Linked DNA regions of Homo sapiens: all the other regions are linked to region 2. A link is a contact called in ENCODE Hi-C or POLR2A ChIA-PET data. All regions are on one chromosome and are shown on one strand. Each heading gives the region's core, a stretch centred on a gene start or an enhancer-like site at or near the end of the contact. The rest is flanking DNA. Distances are from core to core; before and after follow the strand shown.

Region 1 (2,700 bases), core at 198-2,697, 100 kb after region 2:
TTATATCTCCTGTAAGGAAGACAGAGATTTGTAACAGGCATATAATTGAAATGAATGACAAATTACTGCCTGGCTTCCTCTCCTCCTGGACTGTAAAAATATTGTGAGACCTGGAAGGACCTGAGTGCTTTGCCAGGTCACTGTCCTCATTTTACAGATGAGTGAACAGAGCTCCTCAAAGCCTAAGTGACTTGTCTAAAGTCACACTGTTCATTGGTGCTAGACCCATCTCCTTTAACCTTCTCTCATAGGTATGATTTTCCAGCCCTTCAATCAACTCAACAACTTTCCTCTGAAGCCTGTCCAAATTTGACTGCCCTTCTCAGTTGTAGCTCCTGGAATTAGCCCAGAGGGATCTAAAGAGAAGATTACCTGAGTATTCCTCCATTCTAGGTATGCGTTCCAATGCCACGCTTGCTCCAGGGGTTTATTTTCTGACAATGACCCTCTCGTCTATTTCTGACATGCTTGAACACATTCTCCCATCTCACGTGTCTCAACTCTGGTTTTCTTCCCCAAGTATAATGATGCCTTTATTGAGTCACACCATGCAAATGATAAGACCTCAGATGTTCAAACAACTTTCTTTCTGGAAACACAAAGCACCTTTCTAAGACTATCAGCTCCTTGATGCTTCTGTAAGGGAGGATAGGCTGCCAAATTCCAACTTTGTGGACAGGCCGAAGCCCAACATTTAATTGATTTACCCCAAATCACCTAATCAAGATGGGTGAAGATTATTCTGGAGAATGGAGAGATGACTTTATCCTAGTCAGCACTCAACCAATTAGTCCACACTTCATACCCTGTCCCAGTCGTCACCCAAAACTGCCTGCAAATGTCCCTTTCTTTACTATTGCAGGAGTTCCACCATATTCAATATTCACATGCTTTCAACTCCATGATAGTTATGATATAAAGCAAGTCAAATAGGCTTAATCATTGCCCTTGCAGGGTTTTGCAATTCAGCAATTTTTTTTTTAAAGCATCAGGGGTCTACTTATTTTCTAGGTCTCACCAAGCTACATTCCTATAAATAGGAATTTTAGGCCCCTTTGGGATCAGGATAAACTGCCACTTGTGCTCTCTGAGTGTTTTGTACATTATTTTCTGTTACTGCAAATATCCCATTGCCTTGTATTTACTGACTTACCTGTCTCTCTTGCTCTCCTTTTCCCTATTCCAGGCTTTAGATCAGGAGCTCCAGGCCCCATAGGGATAGTCTATGTATGTTTATGTTTACAGAAGACCCCCCTCTGTAGGTCCTCCCACCTGTGTGGGCCATGACTCTGCTTTTCCAGGTGTGTCCCAGGAAATCACAAAAACACTCTTTGTAGGGGAGCTTATGAGTTCTGCTGAGCAGTCTGGGTTCTGCCTCATCCTCAAGCCCATGAATTTGGTGGTTGACTATATCAGGGAGCAGTCATCTCCAACATTGAGGGCTGATGCCTGTCCTCACTGTCTCATGTCAAAGGGTCATCAAATATTAAGTAGTGTGACCAGAGTGGAGCGGAAGTAAGTGACACTAGGCCGACCCCAAGGATGGAATCATTTTTGCATCTAGCAAACTGTCCTGGAGACAGGACATGTTAAGCCAATGCTTATTGATGATTGTGATGGTGATGGGCTCATTATCTCCCTAGAAACACTCAAAAGAGGGCTTCTGTCTGCTGCAGTTTCTCTTAACTAATAAAGTCTGAAGCCAGACTGCTGAGGACACAGCATTCTAAACACTGAGCTCTCTTGGGACAGTGCCCAGAGTGAGGTTCTGGGAACACAAAATATTTATGTAATCCCTGGGGTGAGGCTACTGATGGAACCAGCTGAGGTGAAATCCCAGCAAGGGGCTTGTGATTCCCCAGCCTTCTGTCCTCCTCCCTTCCAGCAGGAATAATAAATAAAGCCAGCAGCCAGCCTTCTGGAGTTCCTCCTCCAAGGGAGGGATAGCTATAAATGTTGACCAAAGCAATGACCAGTTCAGCACTGCCACAAATTCTGGTGTGGGAAGATAATGTCGCTAAAATAATCCCACAAAGAGCTCACACTCATCAGGCAATTGTTATGAATCAGGCTCATCTTGCCTTGGCTGTTTTATTTAACACAATGCTATGAAGTGGTATTTTTATGCCTGAGTTACAGATGAGGAGGGTACAAGGATTTCCAAGTGTTACACAGTTTAGTAAATTGTAGAATCAGGAATTCTGACCCAGGATAGGCTCGGTGCCCACAGACCATGTCTTCATTTCCCAACGCTCCCTCCCTGATGATTGGCAGGGGCTTTTGGAAGGACTGCACCAAAGGACTCTCCAATGCAGCAAGATGGCAAAGTGGTAAGACCCAGAGAGGATGCTTCAAGTGAGAAAGTCTTACATTTTTTTCCTGGAAAGCACCTCAAGAGAAAAACAAGATCTTCTTAAGCCACTTGAACTAAACTATGAGACTGTAAACTAGGCAATACAAGACATCAGATGAGAGAAAAAGTTTTCCCAACTGCAAAGAGTCACATACCACAGTCCATCCCCTCCATCTTAGAATTGATCACTTTGATTTTGGCCCCCACTGGAGCTTATAGATTCTTTTAAAATTGTTTCAATAATACTTTATCACACATATTTGTCAATATCTATCTTTCACTTCTTAAACTATAAGCTATCTAAGGGGTGAGTTTGCCCCTCCAATACTTAACACGGTGTCTACAAA
Region 2 (2,700 bases), core at 130-2,629:
CCCATAGGTCACCGACTTCCTATTGAAAACAAATTATTTCTCTCTCAAACTGCTTGCCGTCTCTCAGAATTAATGCGTGTTTATGTGTGCATATTTTTATCTTTGGCCATGCAACTCTTGGAGCAAAGAGGACCACCCCAAATTTTACCGACATGCCTGAGCCATTCAGAGCTTTAGAAGAGAAATGAACGAGTGCTGAGAGCCCTTAAGCCCAGGACTTCTCTCACACAAACAGTAAGTGGAAAGGAAAAAACAAAAACAAAAACAAAAACTAACCCTCCGTAGAGGGAGGGAGCAGGGTGGATGATAGGGAAAGGACATTAACCAGCAGACCAAAGGCAGCCGCGGCGGCGGCACTTCGCGAACTGCCTGCAGAGGAGAGTGAAATCTGTTTCGTGTACAATAACCAAGCACCCTCTGGCTGCCTCGCATGGGCACGAATAATAAATACACCGAGGTGGGCAAACAGATGCAACGAAACGAGCCACCCCAAAAAGGTCAAAACTTCAGAAATCCCGGGGGTCAAACCACCCACACAAACACATCAATCAGTCGGAGCGAGAGAAGGGACTTGGATACTTAGCAAAGGATCCTAAATTGTGTTTTTCCTTTCAAGCTCTGGCTTGCAAAGTACGGTGGCTACATGCAAAGCTAGAGGAGAGCAGGAAGGCTGAGGGCGGCAGGGTGCGGGTGGGAAGGGAGGGGTGTCTAACACCAGCCACCCAGGCCTCGATGTGACGAAAGTCGTCAGCAGCCCCGACCACATCCCAGCCCCTCCGCCCAGGCCGGCAGACGCCCCTCGCGGCTCCCCCACCCCAGCTTCCGTCCCTGGCAGCAACCCCGCCAGCCCCGCACCAGCAGCAGCCCCGGCCCGGGCCCCGCGCAGGCAGCGCCACGACCGCGGCTCCCATCCCTTCCGTGCGGCAGACACCCCGCAGGCCTCCCTCCCTGCCCACCCGGGGATGCCCGGGTAGCCGAGCCGGGGCGGGCTGCACCGCCAGCTCCCCCCGCCCCAGAGCAGGCAATGGCTCACACTTACCTTGGGCGTTCGCGGGGGGGCTGAAGGTGGCAAGCCTCCCGCCCCCCGCCCCTGTCCTCCTCGTCTTTTTTCTTCCTCCCTCCTCCTCTTCTTCCTCCTCCTCCCCACAGTGTGTCCGGGGCTCCCCCTCCTCCCCGCCGCTTGGAGTAAGAACCCAAAACCCCGAAGCCGGGCCCGCGTGCAAGCGTGCGGGAGGCGGCGGCGCGCGGCCAGCTCTCCAGTAACTGAGCGCGGCGCGCAGCTCCCAACTAAAGTGTGAAAGAAGCAGCGGCCGCGGCGGCCGCGGCACGGAACGTCCCCCCGGGAGTGGGCAGGGAGCGAGCGGGAGCTTGCGAGGAGCGAGCGAGGGAGGGGAGCTCCTCGCTCAGTCACTCACTCGAGGGGCGGGGGCAGCAGACACTCCCCCACCGCCGGCCCCTCCCCGAGCCTAGCTCCCGCGCGCGCCTGGCTCTCCTCCCCGGGGCGGGGCCTGCGGAGGCCGCCGGGGCGCAGCGCGCTGGGGAGCGGGTTGGGGGCTGCTAGGGCTGCGGGGCGGGAAGGAGGCGGCAGTGTGTGTGTGTGTGTGTGTGTGTGTGTGTGGGCAGGTGTGTGTGTGTGTGTACGTGTGTGCGCGCGCGCCCTGCAGCGGCCGGCCAGCCGGAGGGAAGACCCCGGCGGGAAGACTGCGTCCCGTCCGGCCTTCCCGGGCCTGTCACTTGGGCGGTGGCGTGGGAGCGGCGAGGCTGCTCGGGGGGCAGCCGGGTGGGCCCAGCTCTAGGGGAGATTCGGGTCAGCCCCTGAGCCCAGCCTCCCGGCTGTGCCTGCTGGAAGCAGACGGAGGGAAGGCCGGGCGTCTTTGGCCCACCGCGCGGCCGCTCCCCTCCCGGGCCAGGCTGAACGGGCGGGCGCAGCCCAGAGGCCCGGGCTCTGCCACCGATCCGCCTCCATACTGACCCGAGCTGCGGCGCCTGCAAGATTAATGAAGCATCCGCGATTCGGTAGAGGCGGCACGGGGAGGAAAGACACAAGATCGTGCTGCCCCCCTCTCCCCACCCTTCTCAGCCTCCTAGGACCTAAAGGCGTAGGCTGCGTCTGCTGGGCGCGTCCGGAGTGGTCCAGAGAGATCGCCATCCACCACTGCATCCGTCCAGTTCTTTGTGGACCCTCACAGAAGCTCAATCAATTTCCCACCCTCTGGAAAAGGGTATTTTTCTCTTCCCTGGCATATTGGGTGTTTCTTGTGTGCACCTAATTGATCTTTTTCCATTGATAGCCTTTGGATGTCTTTTGTGCGGCTTCCCCGCGCTTCACTGCTCCCTCATTGCCTTAGACACGCGAGGAATGTCAGGCCCCCAGAGTGAGAACACCCAAGAAAACAATAGGGGCAAAAGATCCTCCCTGGGCCTCGCGGATTATGCACAAACCAGATCATTTCCCACATTCGGCCAGGGTGAAGATGGAAAATGGAAAAGAACGCCATCAGAGTGGTGACACTGACGAGAAAAGCCAATTCATAATTTAGTTTAATGAAATGAGTTAGTAATCAACCACTAATGTCTAGGAAATTGGCCTTTTTTGAAAACTGGTTTTCCCTTTCTCCACCCCTTTTTTTTTCAAATTAAAAGACTAGTATCCCACTGTTGTTGTTTTAATTTTTATTGTTTTCAGGGATGGGGTCTGCT
Region 3 (2,700 bases), core at 11-2,510, 120 kb before region 2:
ACTAAATTGTGAACTTAATTGCTAATGGTGAGTTTCTAATTATTTAAATACACAGAACACTGATATAAATATATATAGGTGAATATATACATGTCTATATATATATGGCATGTGTGTATATATATATATATATATATATATATATATATATTTCTTTATGTATCACAAGTGGATTCTATGATTTTGTCTGTAGGATGGGGAAGAGGGTAACATTTTTGGACCTAAGCAGAACCTTCTGAAAGACCCAGATGGCCCCTTGCCCACTGTGTAGTGAAGGTTTCTCCTAGGGAGGAGATGCCCTTGCACTTGCCCACTGTCCTCTCCCGTCTGCCAAGCCACAGACTAGTGCAGACATACTCTGAACAGCCCAGTGACATTCAGTCTTCATTTTCTTATCCCTCCAGGGAACACAACTAAATTGAAGGTAGTGGACAAACTATTACTACTTTTCCAATATGTTTTTCCAATGAAATGGAAAAGCTACTGGCTACATGACTTTCAAAGCAGCATTATTCTAAACACAGGCCATTTTTTAAATCAAGACAGAATCCCCACCAATTTAGACAGAAGATAGGCTTTAACATGTCATTAACAACCCTGGCTGGCTAGCCAACGTGGTGTTAAGAGGAACACAATAAGATTGGATACAAAGGAAGAGAAAACAAACAGCCACGACTACAAAGCCAGACCTATCATTATTACTTACACAACACACCGCACAAAATCCATCACGGTATAAAACAAAAAAAGCTGGGCAAGATCCTTCAATAGGCCACAATTTGTACAAAGCAAATATTTAAAAATGGTCTGTCACATTCTCAAAGGCTGGTGCCGGGAAGGAAGATATCCATCTGGAAACAGACATCTCATCAGCAAATGCACCACACATTCCCAAGGCAAGGCAGCCATCAGGAACGTCCTACCTCACCAACCAGCCTCTGAGCGAATGAATGAAGCATTTTGGGTTACGACAGTAAAACAATCACTACCAAAATCCAGTTTTCCTTTTGTTGAAGACATGGGGGATTAATTTGAGACTTTAGGTTCCCTTTATCAGAGCCCACACTGGAAGAAATGGAGACAGCCACCGTTACAGCCAGAGGGTCCTGGCGCAGAAAAACGTGCCAACTCGAGGAAGAGAAGGGAGACACAGGACCTGTCTTCCTTCGGCTCCCCCCAGCTTCCTTGCACCTGTTCCCAATTTTTCTTTTCTTCCTGTTGATCTTGTCAGGTGGCTTATTAAAATGCACGTCGGGAACAGTAGGCTGACTCCTGTTCTCTGCATGTAAACAGTTGCAGGCTGTGCTAGTCAAAATAGATCTGGGGTAAAAGCAACGCCTGGGTGATATTTTTAGCATTTTATTCCTCAGATTACATCCAAGTGGGGCTGGGATTGTTCAGTGGCATTGATCAAAAGAAGACTACGTGAGAAGGTGTCAGAGTAGATTCAAATTTTCATCATTTTAGAAAACTGTAAGATCCCTTCTGATCTCAAACAGTAGTGGGTACAGTCTGTTTCTGCCGTTTTTCCTGCTTCTCCCTTGAACATGTACATCTATGAAAATTTTTAACTTTTTAATAATCCTGACATGCCAAACTCATTCCAGCAACCATTTCTCTAGTTGATTCATTTAAAAGTCAGTTCTATTAAATACAAAGGTAACCTCGTGGCAGATCTTCTATCTGCAAAGCTTGGAAGGAATGGGGTCTGACCCACGAGTTCTAGTTTTGTAGCTAGCAATAGGTCAGAACCTAACATCTTTATTGGGTTGAACACAAGTTTGTTGGAGAGGAATTAAAGAGCAGAGAAGAGTGAAGGCGTCAATCACTTCAGCATAGCTAACTATGGTTTACTTCTACACTGTCCTCATCTGGAAGGTGTACACTCAGTACAGTCTGAGTACCTATGTGCTGGGCTCTGTACTAAGCGATGCAGGGATGTAGAGGAGAGGGGACGGAGGACAGCAGAGAGCGCCCAAGGAAAACCAGCTGTCTTGAGGGGAAGACTAATGCTCTGAGAACCCATCTTCTACTTGACTGACCACAGATAACTAGGGCTGACTCTAAATTTGGAGTAAACTTACACACAAAGACTCAGCTAAAGAACCTCATATACCACTATCAATTCCCTGAGTCAGGAAGTCCCTGAACGATAACTACTGTCCTCACTAGTAGAAAGTGATTTAGTCAGTTCCAATGTAATAGTCATTATTAAGCAACTTTTAGGGTAGTTATAAACTTCCTAACAAGAAGCTTTGGTACACTTAGTATAAAATATTCTCAGTTCCTTCCAGAGTTTGCTTCAAATTAACCTAATAGAGGCAAACATTTCAAAATAAGATTGCTTGATACATCTTTTTTTTTTTTTTTTTTTTTTTTTGAGACAGTTTCTTACCCTGTCACCCAGGCTGGAGTGCAATGGCATGATCACGGCTCACTGCAACCTCCATCTCCCAGGCTCAAGTGATCCTCCCACCTCAGCATCCTGAGTAGCTGGGACCACAGGTGCACACCATCATGCCTGCCTAATTTTTGTATTTTTTGTAGAGGCAGGGTTTCACCATGTTGGCCAGGCTGGTCTTAAACTCCTGGACCCAAGCAATCCTCCCACCTCAGACTCCCAAAGTGTTGGAATTACAGGTGTAAGCCATCATGCATGGCCACGTTAAGTTCTAATAATCTAAAAATATGATTTGTTAA

What was found. Hi-C counts contacts between places; a loop is a spot of excess contacts on that map. ChIA-PET counts read pairs that join two places held with the same protein, here RNA polymerase II (POLR2A). Pooled maps may share reads with other maps.
Region 1: a map of sigmoid colon shows a loop between it and region 2 (3-fold over the local background). The contact joins the enhancer-like site here to the promoter of C1orf21 in region 2. A Hi-C loop is called at or near these places in 14 of 168 maps with a recorded cell type or tissue (IMR-90, Right ventricle myocardium inferior, aorta and 6 more) and 17 of 50 pooled maps. POLR2A ChIA-PET finds 5 or more read pairs at or near these places in 4 of 52 experiments (HEK293, Panc1 and WTC11).
Region 3: a loop to region 2 is called in a map of aorta, with 2.9 times the contacts of the local background. The contact joins the enhancer-like site here to the promoter of C1orf21 in region 2. A Hi-C loop is called at or near these places in 9 of 168 maps with a recorded cell type or tissue (CD8-positive, alpha-beta T cell, HepG2, MCF 10A and 5 more), 8 of 37 single-sample maps with no recorded cell type and 16 of 50 pooled maps. POLR2A ChIA-PET finds 5 or more read pairs at or near these places in 11 of 52 experiments (A549, AG04449, AG04450 and 8 more).

Annotation. Positions count from the first base shown.
Region 1 is chr1:184,283,362-184,286,061 of GRCh38, reverse strand. No RefSeq gene overlaps it. Among named protein-coding and RNA genes, the nearest start is that of C1orf21-DT, 100 kb to the left of the region's middle. Within about 2 kb of position 1,447, at least 4 of the 41 ENCODE cell types and tissues checked have a DNase peak (open chromatin) inside an H3K27ac peak, as active enhancers do; they include heart right ventricle, where a contact is called at or near this core.
Region 2 is chr1:184,385,708-184,388,407 of GRCh38, reverse strand. C1orf21 (chromosome 1 open reading frame 21) reads right to left here and starts at 1,379. Exons shown (of 6, transcript NM_030806.4): 1 at 1,040-1,379. C1orf21-DT (C1orf21 divergent transcript) reads left to right here and starts at 1,704. Exons shown (of 1, transcript NR_172919.1): 1 at 1,704-2,655. RefSeq lists silencers at 1,344-1,603, 1,634-1,743, 1,834-1,893.
Region 3 is chr1:184,502,758-184,505,457 of GRCh38, reverse strand. All of the region lies in intron 2 of C1orf21 (chromosome 1 open reading frame 21), which reads right to left. Among named protein-coding and RNA genes, the nearest start is that of C1orf21, 120 kb to the right of the region's middle. Within about 2 kb of position 1,260, at least 2 of the 41 ENCODE cell types and tissues checked have a DNase peak (open chromatin) inside an H3K27ac peak, as active enhancers do.